Linked DNA regions of Homo sapiens: region 2 is linked to region 1. Evidence: read pairs that join two places in POLR2A ChIA-PET (ENCODE). Cell type or tissue: GM12878. All regions are shown on one strand.

Region 1 (4,000 bases):
AAACCTTCCAGAGGCTTCCAACTCAGTCAGGGTAAAGCTGAAGTGCTCACGGCCCGGCCAGGCCTACGCTCTGTCTCCCCAGCCCTGTTTGACTTCACCCTGAGGTCTGCTCAGCCTCCCAGGGGCCCCACACCCCAGCTTGTTTGCACCTGCCACTGCCTTGCCTAGCCCACCCTCCCCCTTATCCCATGGCTCGCTCTGTGGCCTTCCTCATGATTTTGCTTAAACGTCACCTTCTGGGTGTGGCCTTTCCCAATCCCCGTATTTAAAACACTATACCTCCTCCTGTGATTGCTATCCCTCCCCCCTGCATTGTTGTTTTCTAGTTGGCATACTTTAAAAATGGGATTTTGTGTATTATTTTTATTTGTTTGTCTATTGCCTGTTTCTCGGCTTCTGAAGGTAAGGTCCATGAGGGCAGGCGTGCTCTTTTATTGTGTGAATCTCTTTTGTTTTACTTTGGTATCACTGGCATTTAGAACAGGGCCTTGCACATAGTAAGTGCTCATTACTTATTTATTGGATGAATCAATGGCCTAGAGTGGCAATCCTGTTAGAGCTCAGCCTTGAAGGAGTGTGATGGTTAATTTTATGTCATTTTTTCCTAGGCTACGGTGCCTAGTTTTTGGCCAAACACCAGTCTGGGTATTGCTGTGAGTTATTTTTTAGGCATGATGAACTTTGAAATCAGAAGACTTGGAGTAAAGCAGATCACCCTCCATCATGTGGGTGGACCTCATCCATTCAGTTGAAAGCCTTAAGAAAAAATACTGAGATCCACAAGAAGGAACTCTGACTCCAGACCGCCTTTGGATTCAAGATTGCAACATCAACTATTCTCTGGGTTTCCAGCCTTCTGGCCTGCCCTGAAGATTTTAAACTTGTCAGCCCCCCAATTTCATGAGCTAATTCCTTATAATAAATACCTCTATTTGTCTCTCTCTATCTGGGTACACACACACACACATCTGACTGGTTTTGTTTCTCTGGAGAACCCTGACTAATAGAGAAGATGAGAGGTACGGGAAAGGAATGTCAGGTGGAGGTCCACTGGAGGAAAAGGGTGGTGCCTGGAGAGTTCTGAGGGTGTACAAAAGATTGCAGTAGCTTAGCCTGACTTCACTCTAGGGTCAACTGTGAAAGGAAACAATGGGAGGTAGGACTGGAAAGGAGGGAGGATGGAGGGAGATTGAGGCTGAGGACTCCAAGCTGCACAGCAGATGTGATTATGCTCTTTGAGCCACTTGTGTGGTGTAAAATGGTTAATGTGGGAAAAGCTGGAGATAGGAATTAGATGGATGAGGGGGAGGCAGATTCCAGGAAAGCGTTGGTAGCTGTTGCGATGGCAGATTGGTTTGGAGAATAAAGTGGAGGAATGGATAGCATCCACCAGCTCTGGATGGGCCAATGTCAGGGTGAGGATGGTGGCGGGAGCAGGCTGATACTGGGGTTTTGGGCCTGGATGTTGGGAGGGCAGTGGTACCACCCAGAGACGAGAAATGCAGGAGGAAGAGCAAGCTTGTTGGGCAAGGTGCTGCATTCTGTGGGGCATATTCTTCCAGAAGTGCTGAGAAAGTCTCAGGTGAAGAGAGAAAGTTCCAGGTGGAGATGTTGAAACAGTTCTTGGAGATGTCTGCCTGGAGCTGGAGAGAAGACAGGCAGGCTGGGAAGGGAACTGGGGAGCTCTTGCCTGGAGCAGGTCAAGTTAGGGCAAGAGAGGGAGTGTGAGTGCTAAGGGAGAGACAATAGCATGTAAGTAACTTTTTTGAGCATACATAATACTATGTATTGGTGGTTCCCAAATTCTGTGCTAAGATACCGCAAGGCACTGCAGCAAAGGCACAGGGTGGCCAAGGGATATTTCACATCTTTGAGGGAAATGCAGCAATACTTAACATCTGTCAGATACCACGCTAACTACTAGCTTGAGGCACTTCACAATATCAACATCTGACAGTACCATATTACTCTTGATGATGTCATATCTTTACAAGCTACATTTTGGGTAGTTGCTAAGAAAATCAGTGTGGAACTGAAAATGAGGGTGGTGGTGTTCAGTGTGGTTCCAAGTTTTGAGAAGTTGCTCAGTGTCCAACAGATGCACACATCCCATTAGCAAGTAATTGTGGTTAGTTAAGAATGAAAGAAAAAATATTTCTTCTTTCAGTTTATGTGTGCTATTTTTCTGAAAGGCTGCTGTTGTTAGGCTGTGAATAAGTATTAAGTTGTTTGGACCTAACTACTTAATAAAACGAACTATTGGGTATTTTTTTTTTAGTCTAGGGCATGCCATTAAAAAATGTACAGAGAAACTAAGGGCACTGTGAACGGAGAAATCCTCAGAATCTCTGCCATATGTTGTTCTGGGTGTTATATATAGATTGTAAAAGAGTACACGCAGGGATAGAAAGATAGGGAGACAGGGAATGGCATGAGGACTGTGTCCAAGATGTCTATTTATCCAAAAATAAACTATCTGAAGCAAATAAGGTAAAAATGTAAGCACTTGTGAAATCCAGGTGGTGGATCCATGGACATCTCATTTTCTGTACTTTTCCATATGTTTGAAGTGGTTTATAATTAAAATAATTTTGGAAAAGTGAGGCAAGAGGATGGAGGAGGACAGAAATGTAGGAGGTGCCTGTGCTTGCCTGGGAGGATGGCAGAGGAGACTGGGAAGGGGTGTCTGAGGTAGAAAGAGATTCAAGAGATTGAGGGATGTGGAACTAAGCAGATCCGTATGGCTGAGCTCTGAACTGTGGTTCTCAGTCCTGGAGGTGAGGGTGTAGGAGAGATCCTGGGCCCTGCTGAGTCCTGGCTATTAGGAGATTGGAGAGGGCTAGGAGTGGGAAAAGACTGGGTTTGCTCCTAGAGCACTGATGCTCAACCCTGGCTGCATGTTAGCATCACTTGGGGGTTTTAAAAATAATGGTGCTCTGGCCCCACCCCTAAATGCCTGAGCATCAGGGCTTTTAACAGCTCTCCAGATGGTTCCAAAGTGCAGTCAAGATTAAGAGCCACTGCCACAGCTCAGGGTTTCTCAAACTGTACTGTGAGTCAAACTTTAAGGGATCATTTATTGCTCAAATACAGATTCTGATTCAGCAGGTCTGGGATGGGGCCTGGGATCCTGCATTTTTAACAAGATCCTGGATGCTGCTGCTGGTCTGAGGTCCACATGTTGAGTAGCAGGTTCTGAGTGGGAGCTATTTTTAGCGAAGGGTGGCTGGAGAGCAGCAGAGCAGAGATGGACTCAGGTTCAGACCCCTCCTGAGACAGACTGAGATGGTGGTAGGTGTGGGAGTTGGAGGAGTGGGGGTAAGCAAGTGTTTTCTTCTTATAATGCAAACACCACTCCTATTAGGTATCTTTTATTGTGTAACAAATTACACCAAAACTTGGCCGCTGAAGAGTCAGCTCTCAACCACTCCACAATGCCACTTCTCATATAGGAGCAAGACTTCTGTTAACATGAACTGCCTGGATTAATTATCTATTGATGGGTGGTAAATTGCCCTAAAACCTGGAGGCTTAAAACAACAAACATGTTATCTTGCATGGTTTCTCTGAGTCGGGAATCCAGAAATGGCCTAACTGAGTGCTTCTGACTTAGGGTCTCTCATGAGGTTGCAGTGAGGATGTTGGCCGGGCTGAAGGCTGTAGGATCTACTTCCACATGGGTGCTGAGTTAGTGCTGACTGTTGGCAGGAGGCCTCGTTGCCCTGCAGTGGAACTTCATCCTGCTGATAGAGTGTCCTCACAACATGGCAGCTGGCTTCCCCCAGAACGAGAGATCTAGGAGAGCGAGGTAGAACCCACAATGTTTCCTATAAAGTAGCCTGGGAAATCACACTCATTTCCACCATATCCTTCTGGTTACACAGGTCAGCCCTATTCACTGTGGGAGGGGACCACACAAGGGTGTGAATACCAGGAGGATCACTGAGGGTCGTCCTGGAGGCTGGCTGTGATATCCTTATTGTTTTCTTTTCTTTTCTTT
Region 2 (4,000 bases), 80 kb after region 1:
TTTTTTTTATAGCCTACAAGATAATATGAACATTTTCTTTGGCATTTGAAAAGGGCAAAATTGGGAAAGTACAAAATTATACTGAAACTAAAAAGAAAATCCTTTAAAAAATTACAGTCGAAAGTGTCCTCTTTAAGTGGCCTTGTGTCTTTTCATGTCTAATTTTTACCAATTACCTTGACTCTTGGGAGAATTATAGGGCTTCTAGAAAGAGGTTTCATAATTAAGCGAAATACACAGGGGGTGGTAGCGCCTACTGGGGTGTGCCCTAGAAAATGTTCACACGCGAGGCCGAGGATCAGCCCTAGAGTGCGCTGATTGTTGGAATCACACGTGGGGAAGAAAGTAACGGTGGGTTTAGCACTGATTGATGCGTGCTACTGTGATGGGAAACTGCAGCCGCCGGTTTATTCCCAGAGAGCAGACATTGAGGAAGGTGAATTCAGAGCTCTTGCTTAAGGCAGAGCGGGGAATGAGAAGGTGTTTGTTTAGCATGTGGGTCGTTATTTTGGATTCCGATTTAGGTGGGGCGAACACCCGTTGCTGGCAGCTGCCCCTCGTTTCTGGTGTGGTATCTTTCCTCATCAGTTTTCTCTAGCTTCCTGAGGGGTGTGGAGGATTTGATTAGCTCTCCGGGCTGCCACCGTACCCCCTGAGGAGCTGTCCAGCATCACCAAGACTACCTTAATTTATTCCTCTTATTTTCCCATCTCACTCTGGAGTGACACCCTTTTCTGGTGTGTTGAAGTTTCAGGATTCACCGTTAATTATTTGTTTGCACTTTTCAATCTCATATGCCAGCGTAAAGCCACCTTCTCTTGGGGGAAAGAATTTTTTCCAATCCACACTCCTAAATGGCTTGCCGAGTTACTCTTGTTCTCTTCCTCCAAAGCATTGGCCTTTACCCCGGTGGAGAGAACAAGAAGGAGACGTGCATGGTTGGTGTGAGAGCTCATTTTCCCCACTCCTGTTCTATAGCTGCCCTTGATTGGCCTGTGTCTTTCCTCACATTTTATTTATTTTTTGTTTGTTTGTTTCTTCTGAGAGAGAGAATTAGCACACTAGTGATTTCCACCCTCTCCCCAGAACTATTTTGAAATGACAGAGAACAGTGAGCAGGTACCCAAACAAATGCACAAGCACTGAATTTCTTTGAAATTTCCTGTTAATCTTAAAACTTGGGTGAATACTTCAGTACCATGAAATGTCTGTATTTGTTTTTAAATAAAATAGAGGCCCCCTCTTCCCACATGTACATACAATCTTTAAGTAAAAATTGACTCTCTAGGAAGATTTATTTGGTAGCATTGCAAGGTAGACTACAGGGACATGATTTTGAGAATCGTATGCATAAGTGTAGGTAATTTAGTTGCAAATAATTTTACTAAAGCGTTGGAGTTTTCTATTTATATGTCTGTCTCATATTAAATATAGGAACTCAGATTGTCTTACTTTAAATCTTTGTGGGAGTCTTGTATTGAATAGTCTACCTATTCAACTCTGTTGAATTGAAAATTGACATTTTTTCCTCTTTGTCAATCAGAAGTAACTTAGATTTTTTTTGTGTGTTTTTCAAGCTGAAAAAGATATAATGGGCATTACCAGTGATGGGTCCTGGATGAGACTAGTCATTGAGTTTTACACTTTTAGATATGAATGCAGAAGTAGGTGAGATATAATGTTTAGATGTATATAAGTACATTATTAATGATTTAAATGTTCATGAGATTTTTATATAATGATTGTCTCTAAAATCTGTCCAAATTTTATATTTTAAATGATTGAAAGATGGAACCATTTACAAAGAGGTAAATGCTATAAAGATGCTATAAGTATATGAAAATATGATAAATATGCTATAAATATGAATACATCATTTCATTCACTTCCTATCATCGACCATGAGTTGGAACTTAAAATGGCTACAAAGACTTTAAAAACCAAATTAGCAGCTTGTATTCACATAACACCTGTTTCTGAGAGTCTGAGAGCACTTTGCTTTGTTCCTGTATGTTTTCGGTATTATAATTAATTCTCATTATGTCCTCATGATGGTTGTTTCTGTTGTTAATATTTGTCGAAAACATTACTGTGCTTTCAGCAGAGGTTTTAGACATACACTGTTTTGTAACCAAAAGATACCATGACCTTCCCTCATTCCCCACTTCTCATTTTATGTCTAGGAAAATGAGGCTGAAGAAGTCATTAACGACTTCTCAGTCCGAAGTTTGGAGTGGGTAATGGGAGTGTGTGGTGAATATAGAACTCAAGTTCCATCTTGAGACTCATGGCACAGAAATACATCATCTTTCAACTCAGAGGCCCCAGAGCTTATAGAAACATCCTCAGAGAATTCTGAGAATTTTCTGGGCTTTGTAACATCCCCAGTCCCCATGGCTACACTGTGGGACCAGAAGCTTTGCTAATTCCCCAGCTGGTTTCAGAACATAGGGCTACAACTGCAAACCACTTAGAGCTCCCCAAATGGCCCCATTCAGCAGGCTGGCTGGGTCTTTTCAGTTTCTGCACCAAATGATTATATGCAAATAATGGTTCTACGATTATCAGTGTGTTATTTTCTCTCTGCTCCCTAAAAACAAAATAAAAATGTATTTATTACGTGTCTTTTGGGTCCGCTAAGGTAGCAGTCTTTGTTAGAGAGAATGAGATGGACACGATTCCTGTTCGTGGGGAATTTGTAATATATTGCTATAGTTTAAGTCTCCAAAATTACTCCATCAAGCAACCTGGATCTCTTAGGAACATAATGCCCCCTTTTCTTGTAAAGAACATTTATGTGTTTGCAGGTACTTCTTCATATGATTTCTCATTTTTGATAATAGCCATCATAGCTACCATTTATTTACTGCTGTGGCTGGCTGGAGTCCTTGTTCATTGCTTCATGATATATATTATCTTTATTCCCCTAAGCCAAGATGAAGGAAATGAGACTCAGAGTGGTACTTGTCCAAGCCAGTGTCCACACGTTTCATGAGTGGAGAAACCGGTTTTCACATTGGCACCTGTCTTCTAATAGCATTCCTCTTTAATTGTTTAGCTGTGAGGGTTAAGGTAGGTAAGGATAGAATTTCTCAGCCTTGGTACTATTGACATTTTGGATCAGACAATTGTGTGTGGGACTGTCCTGTACATTGTAGGATATTTAGTAGACTCTCTGGTGTCTACCCACAAGATTCTACCAGCAAACCCCCCATCCCTGCAGTTGTGACAGATTCCAGACATTGCCTAATGTCTGTGGAAGGACAAAACTGCCCCGATTTGAGAACCAGTGGGTTAGTTAGGGAGTAAGACAGGGAGTCTAACTTTTTTTTTTTTTGAGACAGAGTCTCGCTCTGTCACCCAGGCTGGAGTGCAGTGGCGTGATCTTGGTTCACTGCAAGCTCTGCCTCCTGGGTTCTCGCCATTCTCCTGCCTCAGCCTCCCAAGGAGCTGGGACTACAGGCACCAACCACCATGCCCGGCTAATTTTTTTTGTATTTTTTGTAGAGATGGGGTTTCACTGTGTTAGCCAGGATGGTCTCGATCTCCTGACCTCATGATCCACCCACTTCGGCCTCCCAAAGTGCTGGGATTACAGGCGTGAGCCACTGCACCCAGCCAGGAGTCTAACTTTTATTTTCTTCTAGGTAGCCACCTTTGCCAAGAGCACTTATTAAGTTAACCTAACTTTGCCATTGAATAAATGCCACCTTTATTATAGTTAGGATTTCTATATGTACATCCCAATCTATTCCTGATTCTTTATTGTTTCTTTGATCTACTTATTGATTTTTGTGCCAGAACCATGTTATTTTGATGATAATAAATTTGTAATGTATGTTAACATCCAGTAGGGCACTATTCTTTTTTTTTTTTAGACGGAGTCTCGCTTTGTCACCAGGCTGGAGTGCAGTGGCACAATCTCGGCTCACTGCAACTTCCGCCTCCCGGGTTCAAGTGATTCTCCTGCCTCAGCCTCCTGAGTAGCTGGGATTACAGG

Evidence for each region. Peaks named below come from ENCODE experiments on the same cell type or tissue, not always from the same donor. Only the 100,000 strongest peaks of a DNase experiment are listed, where the experiment ranks them.
Region 2: POLR2A ChIA-PET joins it to region 1 with 5 read pairs; 5 of 35 experiments call an interaction of 5 or more read pairs at or near these places.

What each region holds. Positions count from the first base shown.
Region 1 is chr3:16,502,405-16,506,404 of GRCh38, reverse strand. The region is part of intron 1 of RFTN1 (raftlin, lipid raft linker 1); the gene reads left to right. Among named protein-coding and RNA genes, the nearest start is that of RFTN1, 9.3 kb to the left of the region's middle. In GM12878, no CTCF peak of the experiment used is centred here; a DNase peak (open chromatin) is centred at 2,044; H3K4me3 peaks cover 41 bases; H3K27ac peaks cover 2,216 bases.
Region 2 is chr3:16,422,505-16,426,504 of GRCh38, reverse strand. All of the region lies in intron 3 of RFTN1 (raftlin, lipid raft linker 1), which reads left to right. Among named protein-coding and RNA genes, the nearest start is that of RFTN1, 89 kb to the left of the region's middle. In GM12878, no CTCF peak of the experiment used is centred here; a DNase peak (open chromatin) is centred at 2,274; H3K4me3 peaks cover 261 bases; H3K27ac peaks cover 1,811 bases.